Linked DNA regions of Mus musculus: region 2 is linked to region 1. The links are chromatin contacts, found by Hi-C or POLR2A ChIA-PET in ENCODE. All regions are on one chromosome and are shown on one strand. Each heading gives the region's core, a stretch centred on a gene start or an enhancer-like site at or near the end of the contact. The rest is flanking DNA. Distances are from core to core; before and after follow the strand shown.

Region 1 (5,540 bases), core at 1,419-3,918:
AAAAAATTGCATAGTTGGACTCTGGCCCAAAAAATTCAGAAAGTTCTTGTGTGCAGATGATCTTCCAGATCATGAAGTCTTTCTGGACCAGAGCCTTCCCTCTGTAGACCTGGCTGGCCCTGAACCCACAGAGAACTCCCCGGAGTTGATATATTTGTCTTTAAGCTTCCTTTGGATGTCCTCTCTTTTTACCCCGACACTGGTCCCAGCAAGAGGCCTCAGAACAGGCCTGAGAAAGGGGAGGCCAGTGTCTCAGAGACAGGATGGATTCTCCCAACAAAATGAAAAGAAAACAGCTGGGCTCAGTGTACTGTGGAGGTTTACATGTTTCTGGCTCCTGTTGCCTGTCCCTGGTGGAGACAGACCGAGGTTACAGTCTGGAGAGTGGGACTTGCTGTACCTCTTTGCTCTGAACTTTCGTTCTTTCTCTCTATATAAAATGCATCAAGACTGTAGGAGATATAAGAGCTATGATGAATAAGTTAGCGTACACGCTGGCACATACGAAATATTAAGTAGGGGCTACAGAGACAGCTTCCCAGTTAAGAGCACTACCTGCTCTCCCAGTGGACCCAGGTTCGAGTCCCTGTACCCACATGGTGGTTTACAACCATCTGCTGACTATGCATGCAGACTAAGCAAGACAGGTATAAAATAAATAAAATTTAAAGATAAATTGTAAGTAGTAGTGGCTATTATTATTGAATGACGTGGGCATCAAGAACTTTTAGAAGAACCAAGTCCATCCATGGCATGAGAGTCTCTAGAAATGTTGACATGGTGTTGTGAGTTCATGACAGAAGCTCCTTGGCTACCTGCTATTCCAGTATAGGGCTCCTGGGTGATGATAACAATTGGCAGTCACCTTGATTCTCTGGACTTGCTTGCTCCCACTGGCCACCTTCACTCCAAAGCAGTTTTGGAACCCTGGAGTCATAGGATATTCATTCTGCTGATGACTTTGGAACCCAATGTGCCTACAAACGTTAAGACTTAATTTTACTGGATGCAGTATTTGCTAATGCCAAAACCCGCCAGCTTGGCTGCCAGGGAAAGTAAAATTTCAATCTGCAAAGAGGCTGTAAAGCTCAGATTCTAATGTTGTTAGTAGTCACGTGACAGAGGAGTTGATCCATCGCAGGCTGAGCCTTTATGTGACTTGGTTATACATGGAAATGGTTGATTACATGTAAGAATGCTTTCCCCCATGTAAATGGGAAGGACACCACCCCCCAAAGACCAGATCAAAACTATTACAGTTATTATACACTTTCATTTTATTTGATTCTGTTTGCATCCCTAGAACCAGGAGCTCAGGGTCAGGAGCCACGGTGTAGGGGGTGGGACTCAAACTCTGGTGCACTGGAAGAACAGCCAGTGTTCTTAACCGCTGAGCCATCTCTCCAGCTCCTCTGTAGGTACTTTTGTGTGTTCATGAGTATCCTCCATGAGGACTGGTAGCTGGAGGGGCTGTTACAAATTTAAGAAGTTTTCTGTCTGCCCAATTTTTCAAATGTTAGATGAATTTTACTCTTCCTACTATTCTTTTATATATGTGTGTGTGTGTGTGAGTGTGTGTAAGTACACTGTAGCTGTCTTCAGACACTCCAGAGAAGGCGCCAGATCTCATTACAGATGGTTGTGAGCCACCATACGGTTGCTGGGATTTGAACTCAGGACCTTTGGAAGATCAGTCAGTGCTCTTATCCGCTGAGCCATCTCTCCAGCCCCTGAATTTTACTCTTAATGCCTTTTGTCACAAGGAAATATTAGTGTTGACAGTCAGAAATTTTTAAAAAGACCTAATAGACCTAATCACTGTCAAGATCAACTACATTTGCTTTCCCATAAATTTCAGGGACAGCTACGCCCTTCCAGGTCATTAATATGCTGTGAGTGATCAAGTTCACTTGTTAAATCTAAACACACACACACAAAGTGTCTTAAATCCTTCCCCTATGTGGCATTCTTTCCTGCCTGCAGTTAGTGGATTCAGAAGTTTCCATCCCTGTGACACAACAGTGTCTGTCACCTATGGAGTTCACGCCCAAGAACCACACAGTGGCGTTTAGGAATGTGTTTAGTAAGTTTGCATCTGTGCGTTCGTCAGCACTCATAGCCATCCTGCACCGCCTGTGACCTGTGATCGATGGTTATAGCTGCATGACTGAGAAGTGGTCTTGCCTGTAGACTCTGAGCCGGAGCCTGTGTACCAGCAGAGTGGAGCGGCAAGTGAGTTTCCTGGGACCAGAGAGTCACTGTGAGCCATAGGGCTCTGTTGTCCTGAGGCAGAACTTACTTGCTCGAGGCGGGATTTAGTTTCTAGTTTCCTGCGCTTTCCTGAGTAAACCAAACCAAGAACACCCTGACGTCATGGGATCAAGAACTCAGGAATTCAGTGTTTTATATCTAACTGGGGTCCTGGCTGCACATCACATCAAAAAGCCATAATTATTTAGAGCATTTAATTCAGACAAACCTTTGACCTGTATTTTCCTCGCTCCTCTTCTCACCTTTTCAGGTCCCAAGAGATGGAATCTCACCGTGTAGCTCAGGTTGGCCCAAAATTCGCAGTCCTCCTGTGTTAGCCTCTCCAGGGCTGGGATTACAGGGGCTGTATGCCAGACTTTGTGACATAATGCCCGTGCCAACACACACTAAAACAGAAATGAGAGTTTGGAAGTGTGCCTTCAAAGGCTGGGCAGGGTCTGGAAAGCTTTGTAGCTTTTATGTCAAGCGTAAACAGTGAGGTAATAGTTCAGTCTTGGGATCAGCAGACGCTGTAAGATGAGTTTTTCACCACTGGCTCTAATTAGGAACTCTCAGAAGCTTCCCCCCCCCCTCCCCGCCCTCGGAACTCAACGAGTGACCCTCCACCCCCACTTCCCATGCCTCTAAGAGCCACTAGGACCTCAGAGATTACTTCTAGCTCAGTAGCTGGCACTGGAGTGGATGATGTAACAGAGCAGCCAGCCTGACTCAGAGTCCTGGATGTCTGAAGTTCCACAGAGCGTCCTGACAGCTTTCAGGGGCTCCCTTGTGGCTTTTGGCAACTTATTGATTCCAACAGAGTTCAGAGTACCTCTGCTGCAGGTGCCCACAGCACCACCCCACGGTCTGTCTTCTGAACACATCTGCCGGGGTCTTGGCTTAGGATGGGACCATCTTGCCTCTATTCAGAGGTCGGAGGCCCCACCCACCTGTGCCTTCTGCAGGGAACCTGGCGGGTGCTCCAGCCCCCACTGACTGAGCCCCTCTGCTTCCCATCTCCAAGACACTCGTCAGTTAAGTTAAGCCTAACCGGGCTCTGTTCCCACAGGTGGTGGAAAACCAGCAGCTCTTCAGGGCCCTCAAGGCTCTGCTGGAGGACTTCCGTTCGGAGCTGCGCGAAGACGAGCATGCGCGGCTGCGGCTGCAGCAGCAGTACGCCAGCGACAAGGCTGCGTGGGATGTGGAGTGGGCTGTGCTCAAGTGCCGCCTGGAACAGGTACCTGCCCCTATTGCCACCTCCCTTGTGAACACTGAGTGTGTGTGTCTGTCCCCTCTACCCTATCCAGGATGGGTGGGGAAGAGGCACAGGTAGGTTCTCCACAGTAACTGTGCTGCAGGGTCAGGGCTTGAGGCTACCTTCAACAGTAGCATTTTGTTTTGCTATTTGTCCCCCTGGTGCTAAATGAGGCTATGGAGGAGCTCCACTGAAGGGCTGGCAGCATGGACCTGTCGACATATGGAGATGACCACAAGAAGCCAGAGCTGGCTTTTTTTTTTTTTTTTTTTTTTTTTTTTGAGACAGGGTCTCACTGTATAGTCCTGGCTGGACTGGAACTTGCTGTGTAGACCAGGCTGGCCTCACAGAGATTCACTTGCCTCTGCCTCCCAAGTGCTGAGATGAGAGGTGTGTACTGTGGTTTTGCGACCTCTGAAAAAGGCAACATAGGGCTGCCCTTTAGAAATTCCAGAACACTGGAAAGAGCTTCCACTCGTGGATAGGAGACCTTGTCAAGTCCAATCTCCTTTTTATACTGAGGAAACTGAGCTTGCCTCAAATCTGAGGCGGCGCTAGGATGGGAAGAGCCCGTGTGAACCACCTCCAGAGAGGATTTATAGCCCGGCCAGGGGAGTGTGGCTTGGGCTCTGCTGAGCTCAGCTTCTCTGTGTGTCTCCCACACAGTCAGCTGCTCCAGTGTGCTTCTGGGTCATTGTAGGGAAACCGGGTCTGTGTGATGTTTGGTCATTTATTGTCTAGCCTTTGTTGTGAGGCAAACTATAAAGTAATTAAAATTTTATACGAATTGGCTCAACCATGAAAGTAAACACTTCCCTTAAAAGGAGAGAGCTCATGAATAGCCTCCGTTGTGATAAAAGATGTAAAGGGCTTATTACTCCCAAGGAACCAGTTCTCCTAGGACAGCCCCACCCCCACCCCCCAGTTCACTTGCTTGGCCACATGACCAGCAGGCACCCCTGAAGATCATCTGCACTACCACCTGACCGCCCCCCTCAAGTTTGCCTGCATTACCACTGACCCCAGGTACCCTTCAAGTTCACCTGCACCTGTGTCCCCTGCCGCCCCCCCCCCCCCCACACACCCGCACTGCCATCCGTCATCAGATTCCACAAGCTCCCCCAGTCTGTCCTCTGACTTTAGTTTTGGGGCTTATAGTCTATATAGAGTCAGGAACATAGCCTTTCAGTCTAAGCCTTTGAGATGATGGACCCCTGGGTCACTGGGGAGAAATATACAGGGCTATTCTTCCATGAGCTGCGGTTTAAGCCCTTTGGAAATGTAGCAGGCATAGGGGATCTGTGTAGACAAGAAGGAAGATATACTTGTTTTGCCAGCCGCTTTTAGACATTGTATCTTGGCTCCAGAGGAGCCCGAGATCTAGTGCGTTGGCTGCAGATAAAGCCTCAGGGGAGAAGAGAGCCTTCATGTCAGGAAACAAGTTGGGCCCTCAAGTTTAGAAGGCAGGTGGTACCACAGACTGTATGCTCTGACTGTTTAGGAAGTGTCTTCAACATGCCCAGCCCAGGATCAGTGAATGACAGATGTTAATTTACTTGTTCTGAGTCTGGTTTGACCTCTTGTCCTTAAATATTAAACAAAAACCTAGATATTTTCAGTGGAACACAAATCTCCCCTCCCCACCCCCTTTGTTGGTTTTTTTCCCCCCCTCCCAAACTGAGCCTTGCTCTACATATTGAGGATCCAGCAGCAGCAAATGAGACAGACCTTGTTTAGCTGGGCGTGGTGGTGCATCCTTGTAGGAAGGCTGAGGCAGGGAGATCCCTAGACTGCGATCATCCTGGGTAACAGGAGAAAGGTAATTGCCTAGCATGCGTGAGCCCCGCGGCTGCATGTCTAGGGATGAAGTACAGTGAGTACTTCATCTCCCTCCCCATCCTCTCTGTAGCACCACTTTTTACATCTATATGTGCTGTATATACAATGTACCACCTCTGATTTTTGCTTCAGACAATAAGTAGTGTTTAAAACCAATTAAAATGGAGAAAATGAGTTTTATATTCCTATCTGCCAT
Region 2 (5,540 bases), core at 516-3,015, 91 kb before region 1:
CAAGTTTTTGGAAGACTTACTGAAACACTTTTGGGTGGACTCTTCATGACTGTGTATGGTCTGAAAAGGTGACATGTTAAGAGTCCTGGTCATACTTCTTCAGGAATGTGAGGGTTGGCAGGGGATTTTGACTCCTCACGTTGGTACTGGAGGGGAACGCTGGAGCGCCCTCTCGTGGACACAGTCTCGTGGACACAGTTAGTCAAGCGTGCCTGCCGGCCTCCAAGCACTTCAAGGGGCAGGTCTCAAAAGGTACTTATTACGGATTATATAGGGTGTGCCTCACTTTCAGAAGATTTTCACAAAAGTGACTCGCAAAGTCCAGGCCTGTAAGTGCAAATTGTGTCGGAAGGTTTCAATAGGATCTGAGCTCAAGCCCCAACAAGACATTCTATCTTCTGGTTTATAATCAAAAAAAAAAAAAAAAAAAAAAAAGCCATTTCCTGCAGCTTCTGACGGTTCGGGCTACGGAAGGCCATTCTGTCGTTAAGACCACGGACTTTGAGTACAATTTTCCTTTAACATTTCAAGTCTGTACTCTCCTCGTGCTTCGGGATGCAGTCACCCACACCATGCCCTCTGCCCCACCCTGCGGCTCTGGGATCTTTCTCAGCAAATAAGATCAACCAGAATCCTTCACTTTCCACTCCACAGCTTTAGGTCTAAGCCCTGTCCCACTTAACTGTGCTGTGAACTTCAAGACCAGCATCTTTCAGGAAACACACAGGATTTCCCCGCTGGCGTCTTCTTCTTGTTCATCCCTGCTCCCCAAATCCCGAATCTAGATAGAGGACAACTTAGACTTGTCCTCGGGGCGCTTATTGCCCAACATCCAAAGCCTGGGATATAAACCACACGGAACATCTGTCAAAAGCACTTTACAGTGGACGGGTGAGTCCTTCTCTTTGCTCAGTTAATCAGAATACATCTACATTCGGTTTTCTCTGATTCTACAGGTGAGGCGGGAATCGGAGACCCAAAAGGTCAAGTACCTTGCCCACGGAGCGGAACCCTCAGGCTCCTTGGTGCTCTAAGGCAAACGTGTACTGCTGAGACTCCGGTAGACCTAGGTTTGAATCCCCGCTCAGCCCCGGAGTTCAAACAAGCCACTTCACTTCCTCGTGCCCATGTCTCCTTCTGAAAACAGGATTTCGAATTCGGGACTGTCATCATGCGAGTAGAAGCAGTGCCTGGAGCAAGGTCGCCGGAACTATAAATGTGAGCTCCCTTTCAGACCCCGGCTTGACGAGCTGCTTCTCCGATTTCTACAGCGGCTCCTCCCTTTCAGAGCTGCCCAGGCCACTGGGGGTGCCAACTGTGGAGCGCTGTGTCGGTCCTGACGCTGCATCCGGTACCAGGAATCCTTAAAGAAGCTCTGGGGAGAGCGGTGGGCAGCGAAGCGAAGAGGGGAGGCAGGAGTCAGATAGAGGGGGCTGGGTGGAACAGAGAGAAGGCTGGCACCCACCGCAGAGGGGCCCTCTACCCCGCCTGCACCTGAAGTGTCCCCAAGTGGCCGATGCCCGCCCTCTTCCCTCCCTTCACCCCAGCTTCTTCCCTTCCTAGCCGGCTCAGGGTGGTAGCCCCAGTACATCCAAAGGCAAAGAGTGGTCCTCTGCTGCGTGGACGCGTGGGCACTCGGGCTCTGCGTCTCCCGCGTCCCCCGAGCTGCAGCCCCGCCTCCTGCCCGCCCCGCCCCCTCCCCGTCCCGCTAGCAGGAGGCGGGGCGTGCGCGTCGGGCTGGGGACGGAGGGGGACGCGCGTGCAGCAGCTTCTCTCCGCCGGAGCAGCCGAGCAGAAGCCGTGGCTGCCGATCCCCCGCGGACTGGCAGTGGGCGGGGAGCGGAACTCGGGAGCCGGGCGCGCGTCGCCAGACAAGTGTTTTTGTGCGAGGCCGCGGTGGCGGCCACTTCAGCTCTCTGAACGCACGGTGCAGGGGATGCGAGCGGCCGTGGCGGCTGTGCCAGGAGGATCCGAGCGCCGTTGACCTGAGCGAGGGGACACACTCCCCCGGGTCGGCTGAGTGCGGGGGAGGGGACGGCGGGAGCGCAGGGTGCACGCCGGGCGGGGCAGGGGGTCAGTGATGACCGGGCGCGCGGGGAGGCTGCACGCCGCCGCCGCCGCCCGGAGCATCTGCCGCCTGAGCTGCGGATCGCAGCCGCCGCCCGGGCCATGGAGACGCTGAACGGCCCCGCGGGCGGCGGCGCCCCGGACACCAAGCCGCAGCCAGCCGGCCAGCATCACCGCCACCACCACCTGCACCCGCTGGCCGAGAGGAGGCGGCTGCACCGCGCACCCTCGCCCGCCAGACCCTTCCTCAAGGACCTGCACACGCGGCCCGCCACGGCCACCCCCTCTGCGGGCCGTGCCCCGACTCCCGCGGCTCCTCGCTCGCCTAGCCTTGCCGGGAAGGCGCCGCCGTCGCCCGGGCCCCCGGCCGCGCCCGGTCGCCTCTCCCGACGCAGCGGTGTAGTCCCCGGCGCGAAGGACAAGCCGCCGCCGGGCGCCGGAGCCAGGTCGGCGGGCGGCGCTAAGGCCGTCCCGGGGACCAGGAGGGCGGCGCGCGCGGGGCCGGCGGAGCCACTGTCCCGGGTTGGGAGGCCGACTGGGGCCGAGCCACCGCCTGCCGTCGCGAAGGGTCGCAAAACCAAGCGCGGCCCCGGGACGCCTCCAGCTCGCGCCGTCGTGCCCCCGGCTCGCGCCTCCCGGGTCCCCGCCGTGACCCTCTCTGTGACCTCGGTGGCTGGCTGTCGTATCAACCACACGGACAGCAGCTCGGATCTCTCCGACTGCGCCTCCGAACCCTTGTCTGATGAGCAGCGCCTACTCCCCGCCGCCAGCAGCGACGCTGAGTCGGGCACCGGCTCCAGTGACCGGGAACCCATACGCGGAGCACCCACTCCGAGCTCCGGATCCCGCGGGCCGCCGCCGGGCAGCCCCGAGCCCCCTATCCTGCTCGCGGCGCCCCCTGTCGCCAGTGCCTGTCTCGGGGGCCGAAGCAGCCCAGGCGGGGCCTCCACAGGGTCCCCGGGACCCGGTTCTCAGGAGGATGTTGGGGGCCGAGCGCCACCGGAGCGGACGATTCTGGGGACCTCCAAGGAGCCTAGCCTGGGCGAACAGCCCCGGCTCTTGGTGGTGGCTGAGGAAGAGGAGTTGCTGAGGGAGATGGAGGAACTGCGCTCGGAGAACGACTACCTCAAGGTGAGCAGCAGCCGGGGTGGCAGGTGTGTCTCGGAAGCCGACCCGGGATCCCCTGGCTTCCCTGGGGTCATGTGAGCTCGTCTCCTGGGGTCTCACTAATTCTTTACCCTTCTTTGCCCCTAACTGCTACCCAAAGCCGCTAGCTTCTGGTAACCTAACTCCAAACTTGTAGGAGGACCTGTAGGTCTGGTTCCCCCAGTTTTGCTCTTACTGTTTTGCCTGTCTTTGCTGATGCGTTTCGGGTGGCTATACATCGTTTTGGATACATTGACCCCTGCACTGTCACCTGTTGAAGAGGGTGATCTAGATGCCCAGCTGTAGCCCCCTACACGTGCACTTGGGTATGCTATGGTTTCCAGGTTCCAGACTTACCTGCAGGAGGACCTTCGAGTTCAGAAAGAGCTGGGGTCTCTTAGGTCTTTGGAATATAGCAGAGGGGGTTGCTGTCCATAGTGATAAACAAAATTTAAATTCAGAAGGGGGCGCCTTGAACTTCGTGTCTGGTTCAGGGACTGCAGTATTTTTGTGAGTAGCCCTTTGTAAATGACTGCAAGTAGATTTTCAAAGTCGGTGTCAGGAAAGGACACAGCAGCTCTTTCGAAGGAACCGTAGCCTCCCACATACCAAGTGTTATCCAGTGGGGCCTGCCAGCGATGGTCTTATTGTTATCAACTGGGATGGATAAACTGTCTCCAATTGGGATGGATAAACTGTCTCCGTGATGTTCTCTACAGGGCTGGTCTGCAGAGCAGGGGGTTTAGACAGAGTCGGGGGGATAAGTTAAAGGCAGTTGAGGTGAACTGGTAAGAGAAACCAAAGGGGGGTTGTAGTGAGAGTGACTTAATTGGCTGTAATCCTCAGGTTAGAAAATAACTCCAGGAACGGAAATCTGCTCACACATCTGTCAAGATCTTGTTGGGTATCCTCTCCCGGGGTCAAAGCCTGGGGTGTCCTTGATTTCTGTGATTTGAGCTGTTTTGTTTGCAGGTGGCGAACCTGCCTGAATGAGAGGCCCTGTGTTGATGCTGCAGTGGAGGTTCTGGGTTTTAAGGCTATGGTCGTGAAATACTCAGGCTGGAATTGTCACCTCCTTGTGGGTGCTCAGAACCTCATCATTGATCAGAAGTTACTTTGTTGATCAGTGATGAGTTAGGTTGTCCATTGCGGAGCAAGGCAGTACAGAAGAGAGAGATGGGAGCACTTTGGGATGCTCCCAACGATGCATTTGCCTTTGTCGTCTGGTCTTATGTAATAGGTAGCAGCGAGTGTTTCAAAGGTGTGGACGAGGAAAAACAGCTACGTGGTGTGTGGCTCTCCTGCAAGCAGCACTGGTGCAGGTTTGCCTGGCCAACTCAAGGGCTGGGCAGGGTGAGAAGGGAAACCATGCTTTTTAGCTCCAGATGTAAGCTTAACCTGTGTGGCCTATGACCTTCAGTAGTCCTGATCAAATCACATGAAAGCAAATTAAGACTGCTGAGCGACAGAGAATGGAGTTTTCTTTCAAGAAAGAGTGGTGTAAGAGCCCTGCCTGGGCAGGAGGATCTGTGCTATACTGCCTTACACCCTCCAAATCCCGCTGCTGATCCAACTCCAATCCCTCGGCAAGACCCTTCAGGTCTTGCCCAGGCTTACCCTGTCCTCCAAAGTGGTGTTCCTTTCTCTTTGCCCCTCCTGAGCCTGCATACCAGGCTGCTCAGGCTGCTCTCTGGTTTGCCAGCAAAGCTGTTCTCTAGCTGATACCCATCCGTTGCCTCCGGCCCTCTTCACTAGCTTTCCAGGGAGGAGAACCTCTGTTTTCTCCTCAGGTGAAAGGCCCATATTGAGTATCTCACAGTGGCCTGTGTCTGAAGGGCGGCAGAGATTGCACAGCTAAGGTTTGATTTGCAAGAGCTATTCAGTAGCTGCTTCCTGGGTGGGGGGTGGGGTGTGTGTGTGGGGGAGTGTCCTGGCCATCTGTTTGCTGAGCCTGTCTGTGAGTCCATCCTTCAGTCTCCTTGCACACACAGCAGGAGAGTCAGTGAGAGGGCTGAAGGAGAGCAGGAAGCCAAAGCCACTGCCCATGTGTGGATGTCATGCGTGTTATGGTAGTTCAACTTTCAAAAGAATAATAAATAATCCTACTGGCCTTTTCATAGGCCAGTGAACCTGCCCACTTGCCTAGGCTTCATTTGGACTTCGGTGACCTGTGGGCCGTAGTCATTCCTTTTTTGTTCATTTATTTGTTTTGTTTTTGTTTTGTTTTGTTTTTCACAAGGTAGCTAGAATGTACATAACATAAACGTAATTTTGCTTTTTGCAAAATTGATTGATGTTTCCCTGTGGTCCGCCCCACCCCACCCCAC

Evidence for each region. Hi-C counts contacts between places; a loop is a spot of excess contacts on that map. ChIA-PET counts read pairs that join two places held with the same protein, here RNA polymerase II (POLR2A).
Region 2: a loop to region 1 is called in a map of left cerebral cortex, with 3 times the contacts of the local background. The contact joins the promoter of Mtcl1 here to the enhancer-like site in region 1. A Hi-C loop is called at or near these places in 12 of 37 maps with a recorded cell type or tissue (Patski, gastrocnemius, heart and 1 more). POLR2A ChIA-PET finds 5 or more read pairs at or near these places in 4 of 5 experiments (Patski and embryonic stem cell).

What each region holds. Positions count from the first base shown.
Region 1 is chr17:66,355,969-66,361,508 of GRCm38, reverse strand. Mtcl1 (microtubule crosslinking factor 1) reads left to right here. Exons shown (of 14, transcript NM_172963.4): 9 at 3,320-3,487. Among named protein-coding and RNA genes, the nearest start is that of Mtcl1, 91 kb to the left of the region's middle. Within about 2 kb of position 2,668, at least 2 of the 3 ENCODE cell types and tissues checked have a DNase peak (open chromatin) inside an H3K27ac peak, as active enhancers do; they include gastrocnemius and heart, where a contact is called at or near this core.
Region 2 is chr17:66,445,975-66,451,514 of GRCm38, reverse strand. Mtcl1 (microtubule crosslinking factor 1) reads left to right here and starts at 1,765. Exons shown (of 14, transcript NM_172963.4): 1 at 1,765-3,198. The coding sequence starts at 2,170.